2 separate regions of the Mus musculus genome follow, and region 2 is linked to region 1. The links are chromatin loops, found by intact Hi-C in ENCODE. Cell type or tissue: heart. All regions are shown on one strand. Links, peaks and the distances in the headings refer to the core of each region. The heading gives the core; the rest is flanking DNA.

The links. Hi-C counts contacts between places; a loop is a spot of excess contacts. Peaks named below come from ENCODE experiments on the same cell type or tissue, not always from the same donor. Only the 100,000 strongest peaks of a DNase experiment are listed, where the experiment ranks them.
Region 2: it touches region 1 in a loop (2.7-fold over the local background); 3 of 42 quality-filtered maps call a loop at or near these places.

The regions. Positions count from the first base shown.
Region 1 is chr5:5,656,863-5,673,039 of GRCm38, reverse strand. Cfap69 (cilia and flagella associated protein 69) reads left to right here and starts at 8,808. Exons shown (of 23, transcript NM_172447.2): 1 at 8,808-9,132; 2 at 15,193-15,252. The coding sequence starts at 9,010. Steap2 (six transmembrane epithelial antigen of prostate 2) reads left to right here. Exons shown (of 6, transcript NM_001103156.2): 6 at 1-8,211. Gm40262 (a long non-coding RNA gene) reads right to left here and starts at 8,663. Exons shown (of 3, transcript XR_868231.3): 1 at 8,607-8,663. In heart, for the core only: no CTCF peak of the experiment used is centred there; a DNase peak (open chromatin) is centred at 8,849; H3K4me3 peaks cover 1,524 bases; H3K27ac peaks cover 681 bases.
Region 2 is chr5:5,508,445-5,524,621 of GRCm38, reverse strand. It overlaps Cldn12 (claudin 12), which reads left to right and starts at 9,646. Exons shown (of 4, transcript NM_022890.2): 1 at 9,646-9,857; 2 at 11,371-11,460; 3 at 13,500-13,551; 4 at 16,168-16,177. In heart, for the core only: no CTCF peak of the experiment used is centred there; DNase peaks (open chromatin) are centred at 9,741 and 10,241; H3K4me3 peaks cover 1,626 bases; H3K27ac peaks cover 1,503 bases.

The DNA.
Region 1 (16,177 bases), core at 4,284-12,283:
ACTCAGTGGACATGCTCTTTCCCCAAGGCTAAAGATTTTAATTACTATTCAATTTAAGGAGCAGAAATGCATAATCATATATTATTGAGAAGGGGCACATCACATTAGCATCTAGGGTATGCAGGAGCAATCTTATGCTCTCATAAAAATGGGACAGGAAGGATGTCATCCATTATACACAGCACTGTGAGTATGTGAGCACAAATTAAAGACAAATGAAAAATTGTATTGAATGTGCACTGGAGATACAACATACCAATGCATAACTCACGAGAGCTTTAGTCTCTATCACATTACAGAACCCTTCCATCTTCCTGTTTATGTCAATCGGGAAGGATCTAGCAACACTTGACCTCCCAAGCAGGTACTCTGAATACGGTATTGTGGGCCTGTCCTTAGTTACAATGAAAGTAATTGTCACACGTCAGTCTATATGTTACTTTGGCCAGTCACCACCCTTCCTGTGTGGATTTTATCGACATCCACTGAGGGAGTATGGAATGGTTGTAAACACTTGCCCAATTAATACTTACAACAAACCCATGAAATAGTTATCTTCATTTCCCATATGGAAAACTGAAGGACAGAAGAATTAAATTTTCCTGAGGTCACACAGTGAGCAGCCATCCTAGGGAGTCATTCGTCAGGACCCACGGCTTTATAAACATCAGTATACACAACCCCCGATCCATCTCCATGTACTACATTCTCGACGCCAGCCTTGATGGTTCCTTTCTGGTAGAGTCATTGGCAGTCTTTGGAGTATGTCGTGTGCATCAAAGGATATCTAAAAGTATCTCAGTCATAATTTTATTATTACTTGTGGGTAGTCCATAGTTGCCTGGAAACCCATAGTAGCACAAAGCCTCCCCATGCAGTGCAGACCGAGCAGGGAGAAGGCTCCTAACAGTGTGGATGAACTATTAAGATCCTGTAGCTCTTTAAAATTTTCCATAAGGTGGCCATGTCCTTTCTCCTCCTGAGAAGCCCCTCCCTTTACTGCTGTTCATTAGGAAACTGTTTTTAAGCACAAAGGATATTAGGACAAGTGGTTAATTATAAATCTATATGATTATGTGTCCCTGGACACATAATTAACAAAATTTGTCAGTGCTGGTCTTCCTTGTGTAAACTGCATTTTGTTCAAACATTAGGGTATATTACATTTTCTCCATTTGTTCCTTTTTTATTACAGTAAAAGTTCTAGACAAGATGTAATTGTGTGTATTCTTCCTAAAATTGTATCACCTCTAAAGTTACCTACTGACTTGAATCCAACCATCAGAAATAAAAGGACTCTTATTTTTGTGGAACCTATCTTTCCCACCATTGTCTGTTTTCCTATCCTTGTACTGCTGGCCTGGAAAATAGCCCACTACTCTTTGATGTTGTCTTCTTGGCCAAATGTAATATTGAACACCTCATCTTCATTATATTAATCATAATCAATTTTTGTAGGAATTCAGTACATTCATGACTTTTAACAGTAAATACCAACAAGCTGGGTGTGGTGGCTCATGCCTTTAGTCTCAGCACTCAGGAGGCAGATGCAGGCTGTTCTCTGTGAGTTAGAGATGAGCCTGGTCCACACTGTGAGTTCCAGGCCATCACCGCGAGACACTTTCTAAGTACATACATACATGCTTACATACATACATACACACATACATACATAAGTACAAAGCGAGACACTAAGTACATACATGCATACATACATACATATGCAGTGAGACACTGTATAGCACATACATACATACATACATACATACATACATACATACTTACATACCGGTACTGTCATGAACTAGTGAAAAATAGCAATGTGTTTTTAATACTTGCTTACTTCTTGAACTTTACTGTAAGGCAATTAAATGTGGAAATACAATGAAATATTTCTAAAAGTTAGATGATTAAAGTACATTGTTATGCATATGATAGGAAGCCTGTAATATAAAATTATTGCTAATATACATACATGGGACCTTTGAAAATATGAAATTATGTAAAAGCTATGAATTTAATTTCAAATGACACTTTTTCTTTGGAATGCTACCAAAACGGAATAGCTTTCGTTTTTAGAATAAATGTAATATAGTCCTTGCAATTCTAAGTGCTGAAAGGCCTGACCTCTGGGATGGAGAAGTCTGACCCCTGGGATGGATGTGGGGTCAGAGCACGGACTCGTTGTCCTCTGACAAGCACACTCATGGTCTCCTTCCTCCTTTTCTCTGTCTCTGTCTCTCTGTGTATCTCTCTCTGTCATACACACACACACACACACACACACACACACACACACACACACACACACGTCAATGAAATAGAATTTAAAGCTTTTAGGGGTGGAGAGAAGGTAGGGAGACTTTAAGGGAGTGAACATGTGTTTCCTGATGTTTGTCTTGAGTAGGACAAGAGACGAAATGATGGGAGTGTAGAAAACAGAACCCGTCTCAGTCCTCTGTAACGACAGCCAAATAATTTTTCCTGAGGGAAAAACCCATATAACATGTATCATGCTACTTAACTTTTGTGCAGATTTCTTCTCTCCTTTATTAAGAATATTTAAAACCACATTTAAATAATAAATGTATCCATCCATTTTAAGAAGATACACTGAAATTTAGCTCAGAGAATCTCCATGAGCTTTCTATTTAAAATTTTAAAACATTATAAAGTGTGAGTAAATTTTGATTATTTATCAGAGCTAATTATTTTGTACATTATAGAAGGTGCTGATGTGTCCATGTGTAACTGCTGGATTCTTATAAATAAGCATAACTTCAAGTTTGACTGAAGAATTTTACTTTCAAAATTAATTATTAATTTGATAAAAATATATTCCTACTTACAGTTAAGTTATGAAAATTATTTTTTAAAGGGGCTCCAAGCATATATTCAACCTGGTATACATAGTGAGTTCCAGGATAGCCAGGACTATATATAGATAGAAACCCTGCCTCAAAAAAGAAAGAAAAAGAGAGATAGAGAAAGAGAGAGAGAGAGAGAGAGAGAGAGAGAGAGAGAGAGAGAGAGAGAAGAGAAGAGAAGAGAAAAAGAAAGAAAAGAAAGAGAGAAAGAAAGAAAAGGAAAATGAATATATTCAATTTTGCTATTATTTCTCTCTTATGTAAATAACAAAAGTCTTACTTTAAATTTTATATGTCATTAAGCTATTTAGTAATATATTCTATGATGTTCCCTCCCCAAATGAGGCTTACTTATTACAAAATTTAGCTTTTTCATATGGCATTTAAAATATAAGTATCATAAATATAATTTATAATATACTACAAACAGCTAAATATACCTGTATAAATCTATAAAATCCTGCTTTTGAGATGTGCAAGCAGACTGAAAGACAGCAGAATTGTTCTGTACATTCGCGACAAAGCAATAGCACCCACAGTGTAAGGCACCCAGTCCAGTGTTATGGTTCTGTGTGATGTCAGGAACATGAGGTGCCCAACCTTCCACTGCTCTGAATTCAGCAGGACAAGTTCCAGCATCTATTCTGTCTTTGTAATTAACTCTAAATGAAAGTGTAGCCAGTTTAGTGGAAACTCTGTTCTTGTGAACCCCAGGAGTGAACAGGTTCTTCCCTACTTATGAGTGTTATAAAGTGCTCAGTTTTTCAGGGGTCCTAGCCATATGATAAAACAGGGCTTCTGGTTAACCTGAGATCCATACTAGGAATTGTTGGATTGTTTTTAACTTTACAAATCACTAAATTTCCACAATGCAGGCAGGCTAGGAATCTTCCTGGTAGCTTAGGGACTCTCCTGTTGACTAAACACACAAAGCAAGGCAGGTGCTCTGTCCGACAGTTCACAGATGTTCGTCCTTCACGGTCTTTTCCTCACCCTTGAGCTGCTGAGGACTGGCTTCACAGTTACTCCTGGAGCTAGGTGCCCTTGGGACTAATCTCTGTGACTCACTGAGAGGTGACCCTGGGATGAGTGCTGGTCTCTGAGGACTCTGCTCGAAGGGAAGGAACTTGGTATGTGTTCTTCGTGGGCCCTCAGTCTGGCTGACGAGGCTGTGGGTAAACAACTGTCCCCAGAGGGTCAGGGCATCATGCTGAAAAGGCTGAGGAGAGAATAGCGAACAGACAAGCCTCTGCTTCTCCCTGCGTTTCAACCATTATAAATTTAAGTTTCTAGGTTCCGTGAAATGTAAATTTTAGCCCTGCCAGTTCTTTCTCGCAATACAAATTTAACATTCCTGAATAGGTTAGACTGTAATAATCCTGAGTTTTAAAAGATTTTGAAGGATAATATACAATTTATATTAAAATCAATATTCTGTTGTTAATTAATTATACTTTAGTTTTATCCCCATCTTTCATTAGCTATTTTGTATTGATGTGTATAATTTTCTTTGTGTGTATTCATTTTTGCTAAAGGCCTGTATCCTGCAACAAGTTGCTGTTAAATTATACACCATGATTTTATGTCATTCTCATAGATCTGCTTTATAAACATTTCAATTAAAAGTATTATTTAATGTTTTATTCATTCTGCTTTTCTATCTTACTGAATAACTTGAATGTTTCATTTAATATTTTGGTCTTTGCTTTTAAAAGGACATCCAGAAAGCAATCCAACTGATAGCTTTGCTAGGGTAGGGGACTCTTTGTTTTCACAGAAGTCATTTAGGAAAATTCTATTTAAAGACTATCATTTCATTTTATTGAGCATGTTTTAGATGAGGGTACCTACAATATTTAAGCTATTCTGTAAGACAGGAATATAGTGTTATGTGTTGCTAAGTGTCTCATGTCTAATACAGTTTGTTCTACAGCAGATATTTAAAGGGACACGGCTCATTTCTATTGAAAATTATACCATTCCTCTCTTCTGTGCCTATTTCTTCCTGCCTGAGCCTCACATTGCTCACCATCACTGTCTTCCCTTTTTGGCTTGCCTCCTGTCCAGTGGCCCAGAGCTGCCCTGTCCTCCTAGGGAGGAGTTGCTAGGGTGCTGCCATCACCGGTGTCACACTGCTTCATGTGGAAGGGTCCCATACACACAGCAGAGCAGGAGAAATGGACTCTGCGTGGATCTGCATGAAGATGCTTCAGTGTGTATCCTGACAAGGTTACCAGAAGAGGATTCTCAGTGAAAACTGAGTTACAGGCAAACAATAAATAGCCTTTTACCATATGTATTTTAAGAATGGGACACATATTACGTGGCCTTTTTATTTTCCTAATATGGCATCCCGAAAGAAAGGTAAACCCTGACTGAGGAGACACGACATAAAATTGCACTAGGAGATCTACCATCCATTTGTTTCCTCTAGATGGAATGTTCCAAAATGCAATTCAGCAGACCTTCATGGCAATATCCTATAAATCTTACCAATTAGCTTTACCTGTTCCAAAGCCAGGTTTAGCAACATCTACGCTTTTTCCTTTCCCCTCCTCAGAAACAACAGTCCCAAATAAAGTGATGCCCACTGTGTGTTTATGAAGGGCTCAGAAAACAGGCAGGCTCAAGTGGAGCTGTTGACTGGCAAATGGAGTATGAAATAAAGTTATCTTTGTGGTTGTAGGCATCTGACCTCGCAAGCTCTAAATCCAGATTGCGTTGAGAGGCTTGGTGACAGATTCATACTGAACAAGTGCAAAGTAGTAGGCATTAAATTAACATCGCAATTTACACACTGGAAATTATCAGTATTCTACAGGTGATAATACCAATCTTACTTTAACTAAACATAGTGTATTATTCAGGCTGTTCATAAAGTTCTTATTTTAACTTAAAAGATGGTGAAATTTATTATGGGCTGAATTGTGTCTTCCAAAACTTGTATGGTAAGTCCTATCCCCCAACCGCTTAAAAAAAAAAAAAAAAAAAGACTGTATTTGGAGACTGGCCTAAAGAGATCATAGGGGTGAGATCAAATGGGTGAATCTTAATCCAATATGACTGACATCCTTTTAAGTAGAAAACGGACATGGACAGCCACATGACGTAAAGGGAAGAAAATAGCAAGCCAAGAAAAAAGGTCTACACAAAGCCTTGGTCTTGATTTTCCAGCCTTCAGGACTGTTAGAAAATCTTTGTTTTTAAGCATTTGTTACTGCAGACTTCAATAACAAATGCAAGGACTATGCAATCCACAGAAGTGAGGTAATTTATACAACTTGATGTCATTAGAATAAGCGTATCTAGTGAATCCTACTTTACAATAAAAACCTGTATCTAGGGGCCTTCATTTTGCCCTCTACCATGTAAGCACAGTACATAGTTGATAGTTCTAAATGTGCAGGAACGTTTTCACTTCATAGGGATACTGCTGTGTCAAAAGCTAAAGAGTTGATCTGGTGGAAGCAGGTCTTTTGTTTGTTTTTGCTTTTTTGTCTGGTGTTATAAATTTATTTCCTCCGTGACTGCATACTGCATTTGTCCTCTACATAGGAACAGTTCCCTGGCTTCACCTGCAATCTGAATTACTATGGATACATTTTTGATTTGAGTATCTGACTTCAGGGGTAGCTGTTCTACTTGTCTTTTCTGTTCCATTTGTCATGTATAAATTTCAGAGGTGATTAGTTTGTAGGCTGGCAACTCTAAGTCAATATGAAAAAGACTGTTTAAAGTGCATGAGTAAATTAAATTCCAGCACTCTTCTGCTAGAAATTTCCCCAAAAGCTAACCCACTATATTAATAATATTTAATATAATGCTATAAAAGTTCTCTAAACAAACTACTTTGTCTCAGCAGGTAATAATCTTTGTTTGAACATTTAGGACAAGCAGCATTGGTTTAGAGAGAATTAAATTCACATGTAACTTAAATACTTACAAAATGTTTGTAATTCATGATAATGAATAAGTGCAGTTTTGCTAACTTGCTAATGAGGCACGGTGAAAAACAAAATGGTAAGAATTATATTAGTATTGAATTTGTTTAAGTCTATGTTTAACTTCGTTCATTACTTCTAAATGTACAAATTGTATTTAGGTTGATATATGAAAACTTTGTTTTACATGTACAAGTGCTTCTAAGAAGCACTAAGTCATATCTTCATGATGCTACGTTCTGCGAGCGGCCAATGTATTGACGCACTGAAACATTCCGATTCCCTGGGTAGACCTGATTTCTCGCGTTTCTCTATTATTAATTGATCTTTTGTTGAAGTAATTGGACATCTCGGTAGACATTAATCTTTTTATCCATCTATGTTCACCTGCATCATCATAAACAGGGATCAATGAATAGTAATTAAAATTAAATCCACACATTTAAACAGTCGAAGCTCTTGAAAACATAAACCTTGGTGCACTTCTAAGGAGAAATGCTGTGAAACAAATAATTGTCACCAAGTCCATTTGCAAATAGAGGAAGCCCCAGCCAGTTCCTTTTTCTTTTGAGATGGCTAACTTTGGTAAAACTGTTCCAAAACAATAATAACAAAAAACTACACATCATGAGCTTCTTAGTTTTTATATGTACACTTGTTAAAATGGGCATTATTCACACCAGGAGGTGCAAAGTTCTGCATTCCTGACGAGCCCCTAATGGCCACACAGTTAGGAAACCCATGAAAACCACTTTGAGTAGCAAGGATCTAAAATGCTTAATCTAGATAATTTACAAAATTCTTTCATTTTACCTTAAATCAAAATCTAGCCCTTGACATTTTCATGAACACTTATTGAACACCTTCTATGATATTGACTAGAAGGACCAAGAGTATGGCCTTCAGACCAACTACATCAGCATCACATGGGAACTCACTATAAAGGCAAACTGGAACCAGACAAGGTATTCACAAACATGCCTACCTACATCTCCAGCATGTCACAGGCTGGGGACACACAGCCACACCTTCACTCAGCAAGTAAGCAAATTAGTGGCTATGTACAAATTTTTAATTGCCTTAGTCTCAGTAGCATAACATGGTTGGGCTATTTCGTCAATAAATTCCACTAACTATACAGTGAGCACCAAAAAACAAAACAAAATAAAAGACAAAAAAAAAAGAGCATGCCACTAAGCGTGACATCTAAAACAACAGAAAAAATACAGGCTTCCTGGGAAAGATCAGGCCAGACTGTTTCATAGAGTGTAAGCCTTCTGAAGATGGTAGCATGAAGTTTGTACTCTATGAAGAGATCACAAGGCGACTGAGTATGAAGTGCGTGAGACTTCTGTCCCTCTTGCTTCTCAACCTACTAATGAATAAAATAAATGCTATCGTAGAAAAACAATTACAAAACTGGACTGTTGATTTGCCAGGTTGGAGAACACATCCTGTGAAGAATGTCAGTGTCTTTCTCTGGTTGCAAAAACGAGAACTTTCCATCCCAGGCCATACTAGACACCCAACCACTCTACTGCTCGAAAGATTTTCAAAAGTCTGTACTATGCCTTATTTGTTTGTCTAACTGTTCAATTAGGCCAGTACAAAAGTACAACATATATATATATTTGTGTGTGTGTATATATACATATATATATATATATATATATATATGTATATATACACACACACACCTGGGAAATTAAGCTACACTGACTGGTCCTATCTCTGCAGAAAGGGTAAAGTGCTCAGATTTCAAGATTATGCCAATCACATCCCTCAGAATGCATCTTACCTCCAGCTCATACTCCTCCGCCCCACACAGGCACTTATTAAGCAAGGGCCATTGCTACAAGACTGAAACACTAAGTGCATACCGCGATCTCAGTCACTGGTCTCCTTTGTCTCCCGCGCCGCACACCAGCAGACCCTCTTTTGGTGAAGTTTGGCTCTCCCAGCTTCCGTAAGCCCCGCCCCTAGCAACGCCCGGGCTTGTGTTAGCAACTGGAGCGCGCTGGGTGCCTTGGTCCTCCTGTGGGCACTAACAGCAGTTGGATGTCCGCTATGTTGCTGCGGCGGGGGTTACGACAGAACTTTCGGGGTCTTTCTCCTCCCTAGCTCAGCAGCGTGTTTTCTGCCAGGGCTCGTGGGTCCGTGGCTGCGGACGCACCTAAGACCTCAGGCTCCCACCCCGAACCATGTCCACCGCGGAGGCCTCGGCCACCACGGCCGACGCCGCCGAGGCGGGCGGCAGGACGAAGACCGGCAGTCCCCGCACAATCCCGGTGTTTGGGGTGGCGATCCCGGATGGGGAGATGCAGGTACGGCCGGGCTGTGCAGCAGGAGCGGAGAAGGGCATAAGGCTCCAGGGCAACCCAGTGGAATGAAGACCAGAATGAGATTTGGGAACCTGTGGGATGGAGATAATGATAGCCCAGCTGATCCCTGGAGGCTAGTGAAGAGGGGACTGGATGTCGTCAACCAATCTGTCTGGGGACTCTAGCTGCGTGGTTCTCATAAAGGGCGCGGGGGGGGGGGGCGAGGGGGGGAGCGCTCTTTCAAGTGTGGCCACGACAGGAACTGACATTGATTTGATAACTAGATCACTGTGGTGGGTTTTTGGTCTATTGATCCGTTATAAAGTGGCGTTCCCTGGGTTTCTTTCCTGCTAAATTGCCTGCTTCTGAAGCTTGCACTCACAGGTAGGGCAGATGCTGTTTGGAGAGCTGGGCACAATTTTCTTTGTTGTGTTTATACTTGTTTTCGGGTTTGCTATTGTTATAAATGTAAAGATTATTAAAATTGGGTTGAGGAACCTCTCTGCATTGCCCCCACACTAATGGTGTGGGGGGCCACTATGGGAATTCCTGTTGAGACGTCACAACTCCCAGACTGCGTCAGGAACTCTGTCTCCTGTGGCCACATCCTGGAGCCTTGGAGAGTTACTTGGGAGCAGTCAGTTGGCTGGGACTACTTCTGTGGGAACTGGGTGGAGCTCTCTGAGGGCTCTCACACATGTACGCCAACAGCCCTCAGAGTAACTACTTTTACATAAAGAGGGGATGCCAGGGGAATTTCCCTAATCAGTTTTGTGGAGGTATTCCTGTACAAGATCGGAGACGTGTGAGTGATCACCGCTTTCCACTCTCTGGGCTACAAGGAAGCTAGGCATTGCCACTATATAGGTGAGTTTGACTCTCATTTTTCTTTGGGCAAAGATTACATGACACAGACAAACGAGTTTAAAGACGTTCAATGGGTCATTGCAAAAGAAAAAAGAAGTTCGTGACATAGGAAGTAACATAGCTAGAAGTGTCTTGTGTTCATTCCTGCCTCTCCTTCTATGAGTATTCATATTGTTAGAAAGTACTGAGAGAATCAAAAGGCAATTTCTTCCTAAAGAAATGGAATAGAAAACAATTCAGAATTAGGAGAAATCTTGGTGCTCTCTCATTCCTCTTGGGTGTATTGCTTGCAGTTGCCTTTACAAATAAAGTGTCTTTAAGTCCACCAGGAACTAACTGTAGCCACCCAGTTCCTTTACTCACTGTGGGGCCTAGTGTTCCTAGTAATACTTAAGACGATAACCTTTAGTCCTCTGTTCAAGTCAGCAGAGAGACCTTTGGACGCTTCAAAATTCAAAGCATTCCACTTTTGCCTGTATGCAAGAAACAGCTAAACCATTCCACCAGCTATGAAATCAAAGACATGTGGAGATAATAATGAAGATTAAGATGGAGATTCTGATAGTACTGATGTTCATTGTGTTCAGCTTAGTGAAGGCCTGGAGACTGCTCAGTGGGTATGGGTGCTAGATAGCCTGACTTCCATACCCCAGAATCCACCCACGTGTTCAAAGGGGATAACTGACTCCTCAGTATGTTCTCTCGCCTCCACACCCACCTCCCTATACAAAGTAAATATAAGCCTAAACACCTTTTAAAAATGTCAGTTGTAAAGACTGTGTACAGCTTAAACCAAATGCACATAGAAGGAGTATATAGTGCCACATATACCAAGATACTCAGTTTTGCCATCATTCTTTATTCATGGAGGCATCTAAAGCTTGGGATATTTATTTGTCATTAAAACTCATGGAGTGCTGGGTGGTGGTAGCAGCGCATGCCTTTAATCCCAGCACTTGGGAGGCAGAGGCAGGCAAATTTCTGAGTTTGAGACCAGCCTGGTCTACAGAGTGAGTACCAGGACAGCCAGGATTAGACAGAGAAACCCTGTCTTGAAAAACAAAACAAACAAACAAGCAAGCAAAAACCCCTCATGGAGAATTTGAAATTTTAAAAGTAGCAGCTAAAGATGTCCTGCTATACAGATGCTATTTTTTCTACCTATGCTTCTAAGGGCTTATTTTATTATAGACTTAAATTTGAAGCATTTGAGTCACCCTAACATGAATATTTTGAATGCTGTTATGTCCTTGTTGTGATTTTTCATAACTTGAGCATTCTAACCTTGTAAGAATTTTGACTCTGCCTACATTAATGATTATTAAAGCTTTAAGAAAACTATCTTTTTTTAGATTTCCAAACAGTAGAATCCTGCTAAAATTTAGTGATTATGTTTCCTCATTTATTTGTTTGTTTGTTTGTTTAATTAATTAATTCATTTTACGTCCTTATTGCAGCCCCCCTCAGTTCTCCCCACAGCCCCTTCTCCCGTTCTTCTCTGACAAGGAGAAGCCTGCTCACCCCCAAACACCCACCCCCAGGTGTAAACTTACCCTAGCACATCAAAGCTCTACAGAACTAGGCACATCGCTCTCCCACTGATTCCAGACAAGGCAGTTCAGTTAGGGGAACAGGCTCTGCAGACAGGCAACAGTCAGGGGCAATCCCACCCCTGCCCCCCAGCACCTGCCCCCTCCAGTTGTTGAGAGGTCTGCATGAAAACCAAGCTGCACATCTGCTACATATGTGCAGGGGCCCTAGGTCCAGCCCATGGTCAATTTTTATTTTATTTGGTGAAGTTGCTTCCCTTTTCTACTTGTGTTTTCACCTTTGAAAGGGATTTGTAACTGTCTCTCTCCTAAATTATTTTAAGAAAGATTCGTGAGTCATTTAGCACCATGCTCATCACACATACTGTAAGGATCAGTGTGGTTTTTATTGATGGCTCTAATCACAAGTTCTTCTATTTTTGTTCTTAATAAACTCTGATGATGTTTACGGGGTAGTTAAACCTTTATTAGATCTGGTGCTATGAGGTTGCTTCTCTAGAAATAGTCCCAGGGCTCTTAGCCCTGTTCAAGAAGATAGGGACATTAGGCACTAGAGGTGAAGTCCTTATTTTCTAAGAAAGTGGATCCATGTAGCAATGCAGTTTTATTGAACCAGTGGAAATCATGAGCATTTAATTGATTACGCTCGGTCTGTTTCAGATCTGGTTCTAGCAACCTCCATTATTCTAAAGAACTCCAAGCCTCTTTAGAGCAGAGCTTCCCAAACCCACTGTGTGTGTAAAGAGCCCAGGGATCGTACAAAAGTGTGGATCTGCAGCTCAGGGGTGGAGTTTCATGTTCTCATTTCCTCAAATGTTCAGGGAATGCTGCTGCTACTAGTGGGGAGACCCGTTTCCCAAGCTGAGTAGCAACTCTTAGTGGATGATAGCAGGAGGATGACATAAACAAATTAGTTTCAAAACTAATTCCTGGAAAGGTTGACAGCAATAGTTTCCTGTGTTTCAGATTATAGAACAATAGCAAGGAAACAAAATCCCAGCCCTCCCCCAGCTAGATCAGGTAGTGTTATGTTGTTTAAAAAAAAAAAAAAAAGTAAGAGGCTCCAAGTGGGACTCCCAAAGACCTGCTTGCTCTCCTTTCATCTTTGCTGACCACAGATGCCATCAGACCCAGGCTCTCAGCCCTTTTGGCCTGTGTATTGGGTTATATCTGTTCTCTGCCAAATCTATTGTCTTTAGACACCATTTCACTCTTTGTTATGCTTCCCCCTTCCCTAGAATATGTTCAGTTTCATTCAGGATACTGTTGCTCCCCATATCTAATAAGATTGCCTTTTTTTTTTTTATTCGAGACAGGGTTTCTCTGTGTAGCCCTGGCTGTCCTGGAGCTCACTTTGTAGACCAGGCTGGCCTCGAACTCAGAAATCCACCTGCCTCTGCCTCCCGAGTGCTGGGATTAAAGTCGTGTGCCAAGATTGCCTTTAAACTGACTTAACATCTCTAGCTTTTTTCCTATCCTATGAAAGCAGCCTATAATTGGTAAGTGTTCCCCATCCCTACATGACCATTACAGTCTTCTAGGAAAACTTTGGGACCACTGGGCATATCTGGGCCCTACTGCACATCTAATCTGCTATAATCACCAACAGGAGACCTTAAAGTGCTCCCTCAAGTCGCACTAAAGCACCAGCAGCCCTGAGCTGGTGCCGTCTAAGCTCAATGCTCGTCCTGGATGCTTCCGTTCTGTTTTCCCATCTGGATCTGATGCCCTGCTTAACTTCATCTCCATGAGGACAGAATCGTATTAGTCTTTTTTCTGCTGCATTTTTAGTGTAATACCCAGCACAATACCAAACAAATAGGAGGTGATATTACATAGTTAGAATGCATGGCCACTTCTCTTCTTGTACACTTCTCTAGTCTCAGCCTATCTTCAGGGACTGAGTCTCCTCAGACCGGATGCACTTCCTGTTTATTTTCATCCTTATTTATCTATCCCTGCAGGAATAGTTTTAGCTTTGAATCATGCCACTTCATACCTAATTATAGGTTATTTTATGTTACTCATTGCATCATTTTAGATGCTTTCCATTCGATTATGTCTTCCTTATGGACGGAAATACAGTTACGTGCCTTTCCCGAGCCCCTTGACTCTGGGTTCAGAGTGGAAACTTAAGTCCTAGGTTATGAAGATCTTTATAAGCTAGGCCCAGTCACTTTGACCTTCTGGCTTCTCAAGTTTGCCAATTGCTCCAGCCCCTAGGCCTTTGCACGCTCTGTGCCCACTGCAGAGACATTCATTGTCCTTGCTTTATTCCCTGGTTGTTCTCTCATCCCCTCTAACATTTTGTTGAAATGGTGCCCTCTCTGTGAGTCAGCCCTTCACTGACTACTGGTGCCAAATTAGTCTTCTCAAACAAGCCAGTACTTTATAACCATTTAATTTTCTTTAACATTGTCATCTTACTCTGTACTATAGAACTTGCTGATTTAATGTCCCCTGGGTGTCTGTTTCTTTTCCATCTCGTTATTTATTCACTTTACATCCTGACTGCAATACCCCTCCAAGTCCCACCCTTACCAATCCCTCCCCTATTACTACTTCCTGTTCTCCTCAAAGAAGGGGAAGTCCCCTTGGATACCACCCCACCCGAGGACACCCAGTTCCAGCAGGACTAAGCACTTCCTCTCCCACTGAGGCCCAACCAGGCAGTCCAGGTGGGGGAAGGAGATCCAATGGCAGGCAACAGAATCAGAGACAACCCCCACTCCAGTTGTTGGAGGACCCACATGAAGACCAAGCTGCATATTTGCTACAAATGTGTAGGGGGCCTAGGTCCACCCCCTGCATGCTCTTTGGTTGGTAGTTCAGCCTCTGTGATCCCCCCCCCTGCCCCCGTGGTTCCAGGTGAGTTGACTCTAAATCTTGTGGTGTCCTTGACCCCTCTGACTTGCTCAGTTCTATCCCCCACTCTTCCACAAGACTTCCCAAGCTCCACCTGATGTTTGGCTGTGGGTTGTTGCATGCTTCCATCTATGATGCCTCTTGGAGACAGTTATTTCAGAAATTATAACACAAAAGGCTACCCTGTTTGTCTGTAGCTATCCCTTCATGCATAAAATCTGAAAGAAAGAAAAAAAAAAACAGGAAAAGAGAAAGCTGAAGTAACCACAGCAGGCAGACACAGTTAAAACTCTGTATCTCCAAAGGCAAAACTCTGTTTACCAAACTATTTGTTAATGGTTAAAATATCAATTTAATAGTTATATTGAACAATTGGGATGGTTTCCAAGGCCCCAGTCATGCCTGAGGAGCTTTTGAAAATCAATAGCTGCTATGGGACTGAGAGTCACAGAGAGTGGACAGTGGCAGGTTGCCAGTGACGGATTTGATAACCTCATAGTTGTGTACATATGGGTGGCTTTCATTTGACTCAGTATGTTATAGAAAAATAGAAGACCTGGAAGCAGGAAGGAAGATACAGTGGGGAGAAGGGGGGTGGAATAAAGGTAGAGAGAGGGAGTGGGTGCAGATACGATTAAGATGCATTGTATACATCTATGAAATTTCCAAAGAACATGTGTGTGAGGTTGTGGGAGGGTCAGGAAGGTGGGTGTGGTCCTGTGTGCTTGATTTAATCTCTTCATTCTCATGCTGTGGAATAATAAGAGCTCTGTGTTTTCAGGGTATTTTCAAGCCTATGGACCTTAATCGTATCATCAAAGTCCTTGAAGAGGAGGATAAGGTGAGTAACCTTTGAGACATTCTTGCTGCATCACGTAGAAAACTGTCTTTCCCTGAGCAGTAATAGGCACGCCCTCTGGTGCATTTGTTGTTTATTCCTCTTTGAAAGTTGAAAACTTTTCCTACACTGTACGTTCTATATTCAAAGAATTTGAATTATGAGGACCAATTTGTTTTCATAAGACAGTCCAACCCATCCATGTTGGCTCTAATCAAAGATCTGCAAGAGTAGAGGAAGGACTCTCTATCCTAGGTTAATATTTGAAGACTAGAGAAAGAGGGATCTATCTTGTAAATAATTCTTGTCAAATAGGACTGGCGAAGAGACATGATAGCAAGAGGACTAATATAAAATTTATAATCTGAGTCAGGACATGTAAACAGATTTCTACACATACATAGATGATTTGTCCTAATAAAAATGATGAGAATACAAACAAAGTAACACTTCTTATTTAGGAAGACTCAGAACTCTAGTGGGAAAAGATAACTGTGTATACACACATGGTCATACACTGCACCTTCCTGATGTTACCCAAGTATTGATAACAGCCTCAGAGATAGCTAATGTGAAACCACACATAGTCATTTTCAAAGATGATGTACATTTTTAATAAATAGAAAGGCAGTCAACTCAAAGAAAGCCTCAAAAGCAAAGCAAAATCCTATGCTTAGTAAATACACACATTCAGCTATTGTTTTAACAGTCTTAGGCGCTACTTCTTTATAGAGAAGAGAGATAAAAATCGCCAAGAATAATTTATCTTTTGATAACTGGTTTTTGTGAATTTTAAATGTTTAAATTGTAAATGTATCTGCATTAAAAATTAAAAATAAAATGGGTCCCAAATTGGGCTGGTCACTGAACCTCCTTTCCCTCAGTCTCTTCTCCATTTTGGTCCCTGCTGTTCTTTCAGACAGTAACA
Region 2 (16,177 bases), core at 5,367-13,366, 150 kb after region 1:
TGGAATTTTTAGGGTCACTTATATATACTATCATATCATCTGCAAAAAGTGATATTTTGACTTCTTCCTTTCCAATTTGTATCCCCTTGATCTCCTTTTGTTGTCTAATTGCTCTGGCTAGGACTTCAAGTACAATGTTGAATAGGTAGGGAGAGAGTGGACAGCCTTGTCTAGTCCCAGATTATAGTGGGATTGCTTCCAACTTCTCACCATTTACTTTGATGTTGGCTACTGGTTTGCTATAGATTGCTTTTATCATATTTAGGTATGGGCCTTGAATTCCTGATCTTTCCAAAACTTTTATCATGAATGGGTGTTGGATTTTGTCAAATGCTTTCTCAGCATCTAACGAGATGATCACGTAGTTTTTGTCTTTGAGTTTGTTTATATACTGGATTACGTTGATGGATTTCCGTATATTGAACCATCCCTGCATCCCTGGGATGAAACCTACTTGGTCAGGATGGATGATTGTTTTGATGTGTTTTTGGATTTGGTTAGCAAGAACTTTATTGAGGGTTTTTGCATCGATATTCATAAGGGAAATTGGTCTGAAGTTCTCTATCTTTGTTGGGTCTTTTTGTGGTTTAGGTATCAGAGTAATTGTGGCTTCATAGAATGAGTTGGGTAGAGTAACTTCTGTTTCTATTTTGTGGAATAGTTTGTGAAGAACTGGAATTAGATCTTCTTTGAAGGTCTGATAGAACTCTACACTAAACCCATCTGGTCCTGGGCTTTTTTTGGTTGGGAGACTATTAATGACTGCTTCTATTTCTTTAGGGGATATAGGACTGTTTAGATCATTAACCTGATCCTGATTTAACTTTGGTACCTTGTATCTGTCTAAAAACTTGTTCATTTCATCCAGGTTTTCCAGTTTTGTTAAGTATAGCCTTTTGTAGAAGGATCTGATGGTGCTTTGGATTTCTTCAGGATCTGTTGTTATGTTTCCCTTTTCATTTCTGATTTTGTTAATTAGGATGCTTTTTCTGTGCCCTCTCGTGAGTCTGGCTAAGGGTTTATCTATCTTGTTGATTTTCTCAAAGAACCAGCTCCTCGTTTGGTTGATTCTTTGAATAGTTCTTCTTGTTTCCACTTGGTTGATTTCACCCCTGAGTTTGATTATTTCCTGCCTTCTACTCATCTTGGGTGAATTTCCTTCCTTTTGTTCTAGAGCTTTTAAGTGTGTTGTCAAGCTGCTAATGTGTGCTCTCTCTAGTTTATTTTTGGAGGCACTCAGAGCTATGATTTTCCTCTTAGAAATGCTTTCATTGTGTCCCATAAGTTTGGGTATGTTGTGGCTTCATTTTCATTAAACTCCAAAAAGTCCTTAATTTCTTTCTTTATTCCTTCCTTGACCAAAGTATCATTGAGAAGAGTGTTGTTCAGTTTCCACATGAATGTTGGCTTTCTATTATTTATTTTGTTATTGAAGATCAGCCTTAGTCCATGGTGATCTGATAGGATGCATGGGACAATTTCAATATTTTTGTATATGTTGAGGCTTGTTTTGTGACCAATTATGTGGTCAATTTTGGAGAAGGTACCATGGGGTGCTGAGAAGAAGGTATATCCTTTTGTTTTAGGATAAAATGTTCTGTAGATATCTGTCAGATCCATTTGTTTCATCACTTCTGTTAGTTTCAGTGTGTCCCTGTTTAGTTTCTGTTTCCATGATCTGTCCATTGGTGAAAGTGGTGTGTTGAAGTCTCCCACTATTATTGTGTGAGGTGCAACGTGTGCTTTGAGCTTTACTAAAGTTTCTTTAATGAATGTGGCTGCCCTTGTATTTGGAGCATAGATATTCAGAATTGAGAGTTCCTCTTGGAGGATTTTACCTTTGATGAGTATTAAGTGCCCCTTCTTGGTTTTTTTGATTACTTTGGGTTGGAAGTCGATTTTGTTAGATATTAGAATGGCTACTCCAGCTTGTTTCTTCATATCATTTGCTTGGAAAATTGTTTTCCAGCCTTTCATTCTGAGGTAGTGTCTATCCTTTTCTCTGAGATGAGTTTCCTGTAAGCAGCAAAATGTTGGATCTTGTTTGTGTAGCCAGTTTGTTAGTCTATATCTCTTTATTGGGGTGTTGAGTCCATTGATATTAAGAGATTTTAAGGAAAAGTAATTGTTGCTTCCTGCTATTTTTGTTCTTAAAGTTGGCATTCTGTTCTTGTGGCTGTCTTCTTTTAGGTTTGTTGAGGGATTACCTTCTTGTTTTTTCCTAGGGTGTGGTTCTCATCCTCGTATTGGTTTTTTTTTTTTCTGTTATTATCCTTTGAAGGGCTGGATTAGTGGAGAGATAATGCATGTATTTGGTTTTGTCATGGTATACTTTGGTTTCTCCATCTATGGTAATTGAGAGTTTGGCTGGGTATAGTAGCCTGGGCTGGAATTTGTGTTCTCTTAGTGTCTGTATAACATCTGTCCAGGCTCTTCTGGCTTTCATAGTCTCTGGTAAAAAGTCTGGTGTAATTCTGCTAGGCCTGCCTTTATATGTTATTCGAATTTTTTCCCTTACTGCTTTTAGTATTCTATCTTTATTTAGTGCATTTGTTGTTCTGATTCTTTTTTCTTTTTTTTTAATTTTATTTTACTTTTATTAGGTATTTTCCTCGTTTACATTTTCAATGCTATCCCAAAAGTCCGCCATACCCCCCCCCCCAATCCACTATCCTCCCATTCCCCCGTTTTGGCCCTGGGGTTCCCCTGTACTGGGGCATATACAGTTTGCAAGTCCAATGGGCCTCTCTTTGCAGTGATAGCCGACTAGGCCATCTTTTGATACATATGCAGCTAGAGTCAAGAGCTCCGGGGTATTGGTTAGTTCATAATGTTGTTCCACCTATAGGGTTGCAGTTCCCTTTAGATCCTTGAGTAATTTCTCTAGCTCCTCCATTGGGGGCCGTGTGACCCATCCAATAGCTGACTGTGATCATCCACTTCTGGGTTTGCTAGGCTCCGGCATAGTCTCACAAGAGACAGCTATATCTGGGTCCTTTCAGCAAAATCTTGCTAGTGTATGCAATGGTGTCAGCGTTTGGGAGCTGATCATGGGATGGATCCCTGCATATGGCAATCACTAGATGATCCATCCTTTTGTCACAGCTCCAAATTTTGTCTCTGTAACTCCTTCGATGGGTGTTTTGTTCCCATTTCTAAGAAGGGGCAAAGTGTCCACACTTTGGTCTTCGTTCTTCTTGAATTTCATGTGTTTAGCAAATTGTATCTTATATCTTGGGTATCCTAAGTTTCTGGGCTAATATCCACTTATCAGTGAGTACATATTGTGTGAGTTCCTTTGTGATTGGGTTACCTCACTCAGGATGATGCCCTCCAGGTCCATCCATTTGCCTAGGAATTTCATAAATTCATTTTTTTAATAGCTGAGTAGTATTCCATTGTGTAAATGTACCACATTTTCTGTATCCATTCCTCTGTTGAGGGGCATCTGGGTTCTTTCCAGCATCTGGCTATTATAAGTAAGGCTGCTATGAACATAGGGGAGTATGTGTCCTTCTTACTGGTTGGGACATCTTCTGGATATATGCCCAGGAGAGGTATTGCGGGATCCTCCGGTAGTACTATGTCCAATTTTCTGAGGAACCACCAGACTGATTTCCAGAGTGGTTGTACAAGCTTGCAATCCCACCAACAATGGTCTGCCTTTATATGTTACTTGACCTTTCTCCCTTACTGCTTTTATTATTCTCTCTTTATTTAGTGCATTTGTTGTTCTGATTATTATATGTCGGGAGGAATTTCTTTTCTGGTCCAGTCTATTTGGAGTTCTATAGGCTTCTTGTATGTTCATGGGCATCTCTTTCTTTAGATTTGGGAAGTTTTCTTCAATAATTTTGTTGAAGATATTTGTTGGTCCTTTGAGTTGAAAATCTTCATTCTCATCCACTCCTATTATCTGTCGGTTTGGTCTTCTCATTGTGTCCTGGATTTCCTGGATGTTTTGAGTTAGGATCTTTTTGCATGTTCCATTTTCTTTGATTGTTGTGCCCATGTTCTCTATGGAATCTTCTGCACCTGAGATTCTCTCATCCAACCAAGATGGCTCCCCTAGTTAACACTTTTTAAATCTGTATTTTATCTTTGCTGCCCCAGATCCAGTCAGGGGAGTGGCCCCTGTAGCCACTTATCCTGATTCTTACATGTCGTCAGGATCTTAAGTCTGATCTCTCTGTTCCCCTATCATGGCGATCCTGTCTGTTCTTCTGCCTCTGTCTTTTGCCTGTGCAATCTAAATGTCCTGATTTTTTTTTTTTAATGTTGGCAGGGGCATATAAGCTTTATAAAACTTTGTGAGAAGCTGGGCGTGGTGAGGAGCACATGACCTGAATCCCAGCAGAGGCATTGTGTCTTTATGAGTTTGAGGTCAGCCTGGTTTACCTATTGAATAACAGGTCAGCCAAGGCTACATAATGAGACTACCTCACTATTAGTAAGAAAAGAAAATATTATGAGTCTCAAATAGTCAATTTTAGAAGACATTTGGGAAAAAATGGTCTGCTTTACAAAATTTTATTTCTTGGGATTAAGCCAGTGAGATGGTAGTTGACATTTAATATTAGCAGTTAAGACAATATAGTTTTACTGTAAAATCAATGAAAGGAGAAGCAGTTTTGTTGTTGTTTCCCCTCTTAAAGAGGTGTCTTGTTTTCTGATGAGTGCTTGGCAGGCAGTGGGAGCATATCTACCAGGGGTTTCATTTTCATCTTTGCATGCATGTTGTTCACTAGTGGAAGGAGAATAAAAGGCAGGCAATATAAATGGGGAAGGGATAGAAGGAGGGTAATTTTGAATATTGAAAATTCCCCGTGGATATTTAAGCAGGGTCACTGCCTCTGTTGGCTCTGATCAGGACAGGGTGAGTTCAACTACTATGTCTGACTGTACCCACCTACTTATCTGAGGCAAATTATAATTGTTAAATGTTTTTCACCACGTGTCAGTTTAGCAATTAATAATTATCAGGTACTTGGAAGACTGTAGAGGAGGTTATTTGTACATAACATTAAAATGTGTCCAGTAGAAATTAAGTCTATGGGATGCCCAGATACCAATCAATGTGAGGCATAGCTACAGCCTGAAACATGACCTTTGAAATACTTGGAATTCGAAGAACAGGATATGTGGTTTATATTATAATTAATTTTAGAGCAATATATGACGAAGTTTTTTTTTTCCTATTTACTTTCTAAATTCTGAGTGTGCTCAAAGTTGAAAGCAAAGGACAAAAGCTTCCTTTGTTTATGACCTCAGGTTTCAGTGTGTTTTTCTGAAATTGCCAGTGGTTTCCAACCAATGCCTTCATTTTTATTGGTTATCAAACATTATTTTGGGATTATTTCTATATAAAAAGCCTTAAGAAGGCTTCAGTATAATTTTACTGTATTAAACAAAAGGACATAATTGCACAGCTAGAATATACCTTTATTTCTATTTGTATATGGTTTTCTAAAAATTACAGGATATGAAGACTGTTTTAAATCAAGGACAGATGTTGAGTACAAGCCTCTGACTGGGTTTGAAACATGATTGAATAAAGTAGCACAAGCCCCTGGTCAGCTGCATCATGACAGGGAGAACAAAAGTACTATAGAATAATTGACCTCAGCTTCAAAAACAATCTTTCCCAGAAGCGGTACCATTTGGCATCAAGAACAATAGTAAGAACTGTACGATGAATACAGATGGACTTTCCTATAAAACATGAGGCCATAGAAGCTAATCAGTTTCAAAGAACCAGATATGTGCTGTTTCCAAATCTGTAATGCAATCCTACAAAAGTTTAAGGAAAAAGTTTCTCATTTAAAAAATGAAAACCAGTGCAGGTCATGGTTACACTGAACAGTTTGGGAAGCAGGAAGCGGGTACATGCAGAGCTTTCATTGCCTCACTTCTAGACAAACCCTTCTGTGTCATCTGTCCTTCTGAGACTCTCAGAGAGCAGTTATTAAAGGTTAGAAACTTACTGCAGGTTTGGTAGGATAGTTCTGTAACCACAGTGGCAGGAAGGATGAGTTCAAGGTCAACTTGGGCTACATAAAATCCTGAATAAAAAAATGAATGAATGAATGCAGTAGTGCTAAAAAAAAAAAAGGCTAGGACTATCACTTAGTGAGTTATGATATTTAGGACTACCACTTGCTTTGCATGTGGGAGGCCATAAGTTCAGTCCTAAATATCATAACTCATAAAAAGAAAGAAATGAGCTGTCATGCTTCCTGTTACAAACTGTACTATGGATTCCTAACAGGTTTTGAAAATGCATCAGAGTAAAGTTTTCTCTTTGCTTGTGCTGTGTGCTGTGTGCTGTGTGCTGTGTGCTGTGTGTGTGTGTGTGTGTGTGTGTGTGTGTGTGTGTGTGTGTGTGTGTGTTAGTTAACATTTTACACTGCCCAGGAAGCCTTTTGAATTCCTGGACTGAAATGATCCTCCAGCCCTTGTTTTCTTTGTCCATCACAGGAGGAATCAAGATGTTTCCTAATTTAAACAGAGTATAAAGAATATATCCATAGTAATGGCTAACGAAGTGCAACCATTCACACAATAAGTAAGACCTTGTACATAGGAGTACAGTTAATTTGTATTAGCAAATGCTGAAGTTGAAGCAAGAGCAGAAAAGCGCATGGGCTGGTAATTATATACTAAAGTAATGGCAAGTCTGGGCCAAAGATGTGGGTTTGAGAAAATTGGTTGTTCTGCTCCAAGAGAGTAAGTTGACTTTGAGCAGAGCAGGACCTAGCCTGTTGTTAATTACAATGAAGGCTGGAGAGAAGAAAGGGAAAGAAAGGGTTGACACAGAACTCGGGAGGTTAGAAATGGAAATGGTAACACCGACAAATCCATGGAAAAGACGTTTTTTGGAAAAGTGGTAAAAGAAAAAAAGTAGAGAAACTAAGACTCAAAAACCAGATTTTTGGACTCAGCCTGGAAGAGGTTCTTGGAATATGACAGGCAGAATGAGATTTTCTATAGTCAATCACAAGCTTTTCTGAATCTAAATATGTCATGTTTCATGGCAAGGGGTGAGGTAAGGTTTTGGGTGAATTTAAAACTGTTAATCAGGTCCAAAAAAACTGTGGTGTCCTGTATGTCTGGGTGTCCCCAAGAAGTCAAAGGGTTCTTAGTATGGAACAGGAATGGAAGAAAGAGAGGGGGCTGGAGAGATGGCTCAGCAGTTAAGAGCACTGACTGCTCTTCCAGAGGTCCTGCGTTCAAATCCCAGCAACCACATGATGGCTCACAACCATCTGTAATGAGATCTGACACCCTCTTCTGGTGTGTCTGAAGACAACTACAGTGTACTTATATATAATAAATAAATCTTTAAAAAGAAAAAAAGAAAGAGGGGGCTGCACTGCATTTCTCAAAGTAATCTCACAAAGTGCTCAACAAGAAGAACATAGAAAGAAAGTTTGTTCTGGCTTACATTTGAGAGTACAACCCATCACTGTGGCACTGGCATGGGAGGAGAGGAGCCATGAGGCACCTTGTCCACACACAGGAGGCAGAGAAGCTGGGGTCAGAAACAGGACTGGGGTTACAAGACCTGTGTGCTAGAGACCCACTTTCTCCAGTTCTGCTTGGGGGCTGACTGTTTCTTGCCTTAGATAGACTCGTTCACCATCTGAAGCAATATGGCCATCATGAGAAGAGGATAGCAGTGGACAGATAATAGACTTTTCTCCCTTTTTGAGTAAAAGTCCAGTTGTTACTATAGCAACACAAAATGGAAAGTATCATTAGCCAAGTCCTTGTTATATGTGAGGTACTGTTGTGCTTTTCTATGTTTTCCTTCTTATAAGATTTAGATTAATTTAATTTTCATGATTTTCTGGCACAAACACACTGTTCTACAGATGGAGACCATAAAACACAGCGGGTCTTCTTGTCCAAGGTAACAGCAGGGCAGAGTCAAACAAGAATGGGGTGGGATCGTTTACAGTCCTGTCAACTCTGAGAATTGAGTATCCTTTTTTGAGAAATTGCAAGTGAGAAGCTACAGACCATTTAAATGAATAGTATACAAAAAAAAGTGTGTACTTGCTTAGATTCAAAAGTTGTTCCCTAGCCTAGAGGTTCTTTGCAATTGATACCTACTAGGAAAGAGATCAGTTTTATCCAAAAGGACATCAACCACAGGAGCAGTTGGCTACTGCAATCAAGACTCCACGTCTTCTTGATTAGATTTGGTTTGGGACTTTTTGTTTGCTTTATTGAGTTTTGTATGTTTGATAAATAACATGAAGTTGGGTGGGTAGGGAGGTGAGAAAGATCTGAAAGGAGTTGGGGGAGAGGGAAATATAATCAATATTTGTATGAAAAAATTAAATAATAAAAAACTTGTCATCACAGAGGCCTGGGATATGGGAGGCGCCCAAGAATTCTATGGGGGTGACCTTAGCTGTGACAGCAATGGAGATTTGGAATCTGAAGAGCTTACTTCCTGTAGCGAGACAGGAACCCTGGTGGAGTGATAGAGACACCGATCCACACATAAAACTTTCAACCCAAAATTTATCTTGTCTACAAGGAATGCAGGCACAGGTGATGGAGCAAAGACCATCCCATAGGCAAGCAACAATCCCTGACACTATTAATGATACTCTGTTATGTTTGCAGACAGGAGCCTAGCATGGTTGCTCTCTGAGAGACTCCAATCAGAAGCTGACTCAGACAGACGCAGACACCCACAGCCAAACAGTCTCCAGAGCTTGGGGACTCTTACTGGAGAATAGGAGGAAGGATTGCTGTGCCCTGAAGGAGATAGGAACTCCACAGGAAGACCAATGGAGTTAACTAACCTGGACCCTTGGGGCTCTCAGAGTCTGAACCACCAACCAAAGAACAAACACAGGCTGGACCTAGGCCTTCCAGCTCATATGTGGGCCCCAAACAACTGGTGTAGGAGCTACCTCAAAGCTGTTGCCTGTACTTGGGCTACGTACCTGGCTGGGCAGCCTTGTCTGGCCTCAGTGGGAGAGGAAGTGCCTAGCCTCACAGAGAATTGAAGTGCCAGGGTTGGGGGGTCGAGAGGGCTCCCCGACTCAGGAGAGGGGGTTGATGGGGATAGGGGCAGTGTTCAGGATATAAAGTGAATAAGAAAAAAAAAAGATAATTAAAGAAAAGAGTTGTCAACATCGACAGTTTTTGTTTCTCTATTTGTGTGTATGTATATAGTGCGATGGAATCAACTGGAATTCACAGGCATCATTTTTGCTCTTTTTAACTTAAATACTGTGTATGAGTCCTTTGACATATTTATCTGCACAGGATGCACATATCAGAGAAGACGAGAGAGGATAGCTGATGTGTAGAAGAGTCAAATTAGAATACTTAATAATTAGTTTTATGTATGGAATTTTGCTGCAGTAGGGTATCTTTTGCCTATAGTTAACCCCAGAAGTAACAAGCAAAGTGCCCCTTGTAAATTTGTGTGGCTATGGAGTTAGACCTTTTTTTTTTTTTTTTTGCACTTAATGAACAACTTTTGATTGAGTAACCAAACGAATCTCAAATTTGTCCCTCATGCGTGTGATTGAGAGCATTCTAAAGCAAGCCGTAAACCTATCCCTAATAAGGTGCAAGAGGAAACGAGGGAGGCGGGACCCGGAAGAAGGAGGTGGTCTCAGGAATTGGCCCGCGGCCAGCGGCCCGATGGATGCTAGGAACTGTAGTTCCCGGCAGCCAAGGTATTCCCGAGCGGAGCCAGGGGAGAGCCTGACTGGTTCCCTGAAGCCTCCGGGGCGGCTTCGCCAGAACGCACTTCCGCGGCAGCGGAGGGAGACCAAGGAGCCGCGGCTCGGAGTGGGTGAGCGGGATGCCCGAGCCGTGAGGAGCCGGTAGGTGTGGTCAGGGACGCTCCCGTTTCCGAGTCTTTTGCAAGTAGTTGAAGGTGTTGCGTGAAACGGCGAAGCGGCGGCGAGTCGGCATTTGAAAGGTTGCCCACATGGGTGGACGTGGAAAAGTGGCCGAGGAGGTATTTGGTACCGCGTTTACAACGTTTTCGTCCCCTCCGAGGAGTGTGGAGCCGCGTTGCCGGGGCAGCCGAGGGCTGGGGGCGGGCGGGGGTGCGAGCTGCGAGCTGCGAGCTGGCTGCTATTTTGGACCCAGCGGCTGACGGCGCTGGTTGTGTAACGCTGACCTGCTCGCTCTCCCCACGCACCGGGCAGGGGTGGGCGAGCGGCGAGCGTGCGCCCGGGGAGGGCTCACGCCATTGGCTGGGCGCAGCCGCCCCCCCTTTGCCAGGCTCGGCCGCTCGGGGTCTCCTGAGGACGCGGCTCCCACCCGGACGTGCCGATCTGGCTGCTGCTGTCCCTCGACACTGCCCTGCTCTGCGAAGGGGCTAGTCTTCACTGCAGAACTGCTATGCCAGGTGACCTCATGGCAAAGGTTGCCCAGGGGTCCGATTGGGGTCATTGATTGTAAAACGAGCCCTTCTGACTTCGAAGCAACAATCTTGATTGATAACAACTCAAGAATCGTAGATGGGAGGTGGGGAACCTCGATGGAAATCAGCACCCAGGCCACATCCTGCATAATTACTGTAATAGGGCCAGCGATAAACGCCTGGATCCAGGAAGCTGCCAGGCGTTTATGAGTTTTTCACTCATCCTACCTGTTTGAGTTAACTAGTATTCCAACAGGAAGTCACTCCTCTTTAGAGATATGAAAACATACCAAATGGCAGGTTGAGCCAAGGACGATAGATACCACACAACATAAACTAAAAAGGACATACTAGTTGCAAATTTTAGGTTGTACAGAGCAGATTAGTTTTGTCTGGTTTTATGGTAAATACCGTCTTTTAAACATTTTAGAAAACAGTGCATTTCTTTTCATTCCAAGGCAACTGCATGGTGCTTTCTTTCACCGTGCTCCTTATGACACGGTAGGCAGGAACTAGATCTTGAAAAATAAATCTATTAATTTTTTTCTTAGATTTCTAACCCAGTAAAGTGATTTGTGATTTTTAATTTTAGCCTTAATTATCCCGAACTTTCAAATCACAAAATAAGAGTTATTTTCCTTTGAGGCTCATATCTAATAGTGAATATAAGAATAAATTGCCTGTGCTATTTTTTTTGTTGTTGTTGTGTTTTTGTTTTTGCTTTGTCGTGGTGCTGGCGTTTGAACTTTGGGCCTTCTACATGATGGGCAAGCATTGTAGCTGAGCTACACCCCTAACCTTAAACTGCCTTTTTGAAAAACTTATTGCTTGCCTGTTTGGCTGTAGCATTTTATTATTAAGTCTAGACAATTACTGCCCCCCCCCCCCCCCCAGTTATATGTGAGTTAAAATAGAGTTGCGAAGGAAGGACTGTAGTAATTTGGAGCATTTTTCTACTTTGGTAGGTCCAGATTATCTCTGCTTTGTGTGCAGATGTGCTCCTGTTGCATCTGAGTTCACTAAGCTGACTTTGGAGGATCAGGCACAGGGAAAGGGTGAGTATGCCCCTGTCCCTGGTTATATAATGTTTCTGCTGTCTCAGTCAGGAACGCTGCTGTTCTTCTCTTCTTCAGCAAAATAAAAGTGTAGAACCTTTGTGGGTACAGTGATTGATGGTTACAGTTTCCAAGAAGACCCAAATTATAGGTAGAAGGGATAGCCACTGTTAGCATCAAAAATTAATTTAGTGGCCATGAGACATACATTCTTTTGTAGTGATTCCTTGGAATTGTCTCTGAAAAAACTATAATGGTTTTGAGAATTCCAAAAGCTCTTAGCCACTATTTCTGCATCAGCTTTCTTTGAACTCTCTTCAAAGCCAGAAAAAATAATCTTTTGAAAGTATTTTTATTCAAAATGATACCATCGATAACATTGATAGACTAAGTTTTCTTCTCTGAAAGTCACTCTGGAACAGATGACAAATGTGGAGTCACTGTTTTAGAACAGAATATTTGATTTGGTCAGTAACCACACCAAAACAAAAGTTCTGTCATTATTGCTAGAAAAATCTTTCTTTCATTTTACAAAATTGGAGAGACTGTTTGCCAGTAAGTAGCAGAAACAGACACATAATCGAGAATCAGCCTGAGTGTTTCAGAGGCGAGGGTGTGGGGACCTGTCCCAAATGAAATGAATTCAACTTCCACTAAAGCAAATTTATAATTTCCTCTGTACCCTAGCTAGACTCATATGGACCAGCTATGTATTGACTCCTTCAGTCAGTAAGTAATGGAGTACTGTCTGTGTGTCAGTAGGAAACTCAACAAATCAAACACAGGGATCTCTGCCCTGAAATTCACAGTCTGTTGGGAAGGAATATCTAAACAAGGAATTGTAAGCATTTTCACTGCTACCAAAGAAAACGTAAAACCCCGCTGTTCACGTCATGCAGCTGGGGATGGAGGACGGCTGTGACCAGAAAGGGAGGGGTTAGTAGGTCTCCCAGCAACATGACTGGATGTCAGTTAAAGAATATGGTGGGGCTGAGGAAGTCCTTAAGGCTTGGAGAGCTGGCTTAGCAGTTTAGAGCACTTGATGCTCTTTCAGAGGACCTGGTTTGGTTCCCAGCACCCACGTGGTAGCTAACAGCCAACTCCAGTTTCAGCGGATCTGGCATCATCTTCTGACCTCAGACATTGCATGCATGCGATGCATAGACACACATGCACTCACATAAAAATAAGTATTTAAAAATAATAGTTTGGGAGACTATACCATGTGACGTAGCTATTAAATTAAAAAGTGGAAAACCTGGAAAGGTTAAATGGAAAGTTTGGAAAGGTTAAACAGTGTGGTTACATAGACAGCTGTATAAGGTAAGAGTGGCATAGAACGAGGCTGAGCATGGCGGAAGCCAAAGGGTGTGCGCCTCAGGGAGATTGGACGTTTTTAGAGACCTAATTATTCAGGAAGTGGGAAACTATTGTGTGGAAACAAGTGAAGTGACAGATCACAAAAATACTGCTCTGGACACAGAATTCATCAGCATAGCACAAGTGTCTCAAATTTGATCAAGTCTTAATCTGCAAGTCAGCAATATTTTTTAGTTTTAGCACTAAATAGATCATTTCCTATTATTCCCTCTATCACCCTTTGAGACATTATGTCACCAGTGGGATGAGACTTACTATCAAATTATAGATGTATAGAGTTAATAACAGGATAAAAAGTGAAATGACCAAAGGCGGTTACAAGATGCTAAACATGAATTCCAGCACTAGGGTTGAACCTGAATCTTGAGGCCATTAATGTTCTTTTTCTGAAACACAATTCATGGTATCTCTGATGACTCTATAAAACTGTTAGTCCTTGAGAGTTTAATTAAGCATATGCCACCATACCAAGTTCAGAGAAGTGATATAAAATATAACATCAACTTGAAGGAAGGTATAAATACACTTAGCACTGAAGTAAGTGCTTGGTCTGCCCACGTCCATTGATGCTGTCTGGTGTCTGTCAGCTGAGGGCGGCAGGAGAGTAACTAACAAGGCTGGATGTTCTGACTGTGCTTCTCGCTGCCTTTGGGCTGCAGGGATCAGAGGCGCAGACAGGCTGCTTGGAGAAACGCTGATTACCTTGAAATTGTGAGTATTTGTTCCCCATCTCTGGAATCAAGAATGAAATTGTGATTGAGCTGAGAGTTTGAGAGTATTTGCTGATGGAAGCTTGAAGCTTTAAAAGAAACAGGAAAAACCCTTTCCTTACCGCTCTGACTTTACCTAACCCAGGGCAGTAACTTCTTAATAAATGGTTTACTGCCTTATGTCGCTTAATGGAATAACAGTGATCACTTAATACATGGTAATCATACAGTTGGTTAACCGTCAGTATTTTGTATTTGCATGAAACAGCATACTTTTATTAACACACTAGACCAGTGTCCTTTCGGGACATTTTCCACATGCATCGCATGCCACAGATACTTGATGCATGACTGACTCCTTAGTCATAGCTGTTTCTTTGTCTAGCCCACATTTGTGAATACATTGTATGGCCTTGCGGTACACGGCCCACTTCTCATTCATATAATCCTAAAATGATTTGTGTGCCAGGTGCTATGCAAATTGCTCATCATATGTGGGGGAAACGGGTCAAAAAAGAGCTGGAGCTGAGCGGTGGGGCTTGGCATCATTAAGACTTCCAACACAAGTCTTCTCAAACCTGCACCAAGGTGCTGGCTCTGAGCCAAAGTCGTCGTTGCTAAAATTAAGCAAGAAGGGTGGATTTTTTTTCTAATTTGCATGAAAACTAACCTATATTTTTTGCAATTTAATTCTGAAAATTTTCTGGAACAGTTACAACTTTTGATACCGACAGAAGGCAACATAATCAGTAGTAGCTAATACTGTGGGAAAACTTAGAACTACCCGTGGTTAATTTGAAAAACCTAACTTAAGGCCATTTATGGCCAAACTCTACTTTGATAGTATACACTTAATGATGTATTATTTGAATACACAGGCATAGAGTTTTTGTTGGTAACACTATCCCTGGTTTGTGTGGCTGTCTAACACGACACTGTTTCCTACAGAACACTATGTTTGCTTGCTGAAACATGTGCTAGTCTCTTAGCATTTCGCCATGATTATCTTTCTGACCCCGACTTCCCGGGAGTGTTCCTGTACCATCTCAGTAGACAATACTTGATTCTGGAAAAGAGGATGGATTCTGTGAACATCATGATATTGTATTCGTTTAAAAGTCACTCAACTCTACCCCTTCATCTTGCTTTGAATAACAACAAAGTAAATGTACCCCTAAAAGTTGTCTGCTCTGTTGCCTCATGGTGGAAAATAATGTTTAAGTAGTGCTTTGAGGTGCATGGGAAACTGGAGAAAATTAAATCTGAGTCAGATGCTGCTTTACATAGTCATAGATGGGAAGAGCATGCAGCCTTGTAATTTGAGAAGAGAGAAAGGCCGTGTGCTGTTTCTATTACAATGGTAAGGGGTTCTGAAGGGGTTCTACTTCAGAATCTGCGTGTATCTTATGCTAACGTTAATAGCTTTATAAATACCAAGTCTTGGAGATTTCCCTGAAAAGCACTTGAGTCTAATTAAATCATCCAGAAGATAGGTAAGAAGAAATTCCAGGACCTTTTATTCTCTTCTGATCGACTGGAGATGGGCCCATTTCATTTCTAATAACTTCCTGGTGTGCCAGAAAGTAGCGAGACGAGTTTGCTTTTTCTCAAGTAGCATTTGCTCAGTAAATGCTGCTTAAGCCACTGTAGTGTGCCAGGTACTAAGCTCTGGTCAAGCAGAAAAGGCAGCCGCTCGTGCTCACACCCAGCGTTCCCTTTACACAGTGCTTCAGGCGTGTTCTAAGCACGTGCCATTGCATTAACTCATTGGATGCATGAGAAAAAAGCCCTGTGAGGTAGGCTCTACTTTCTTACCCAGTTTGCAGATGAGGAGTGAAGGCACAGGGAATGTCTGTCTGTCAGCCAGGTCACGAGGCAGCTCTGAACGTCCGTCCTGCTGTCCTGCCATGCTTCTCCAGACAGCTTACTCACCTGCTGCTTGGGGCTCACTTTGCATTTGTTAGAGCACTTATGCTGAGGCTGAGGTCGTAGAGCCTGTAGCTGTTAGATATTGAGTGTCCTAGCCCTTGCTTGCTACAGTTTGAATAATTTGTGATTTATTTTTTTCATTGAAAACCTGATATGCAAAGTGGCCCGTGTATGTATGCTGAGTGAATATTGACAACCACTTTTAAATTTTAGGTGTGATGTTACTCTCTTTAATTATGAAGAAAAATAACAATGGCTGAAGATTTTAGTTGCTGTGTGACAAAGAGATGACAAAGCACATGTGTGCACTTGATCTGGGACATATGTGTTAATAATGTACATTCATATTGTACAGACAGGAGACTGGAGTTTCCATCTCCTTCCTTCCTTCCTTCCCTCCCTCCCTCCCTCCCTCCCTCCCTCCCTCCCTCCCTCCCTCCCCCACCTTTCTTTCTTTCTGATAGGATGGGTAGGTGGTTGGCAGGGTCTAGTCTAGAACTCAATTTAGAGACCAGGCTGCCCTCAGACATGCTGCAGTCCTGGTGCCTTAGCCACAGAAGTGCTAGGATTGCACTAGCTAGCTCCCTCCTGCACTAGCATTTCATCTCTAAATGTGCTGCCAGTTGGTGGCAACTCTAGCTGTGCTCTCCCATGGTGCCTGATTTGCCCTGTGTGTGTCATCCCCCAGACTGACCATA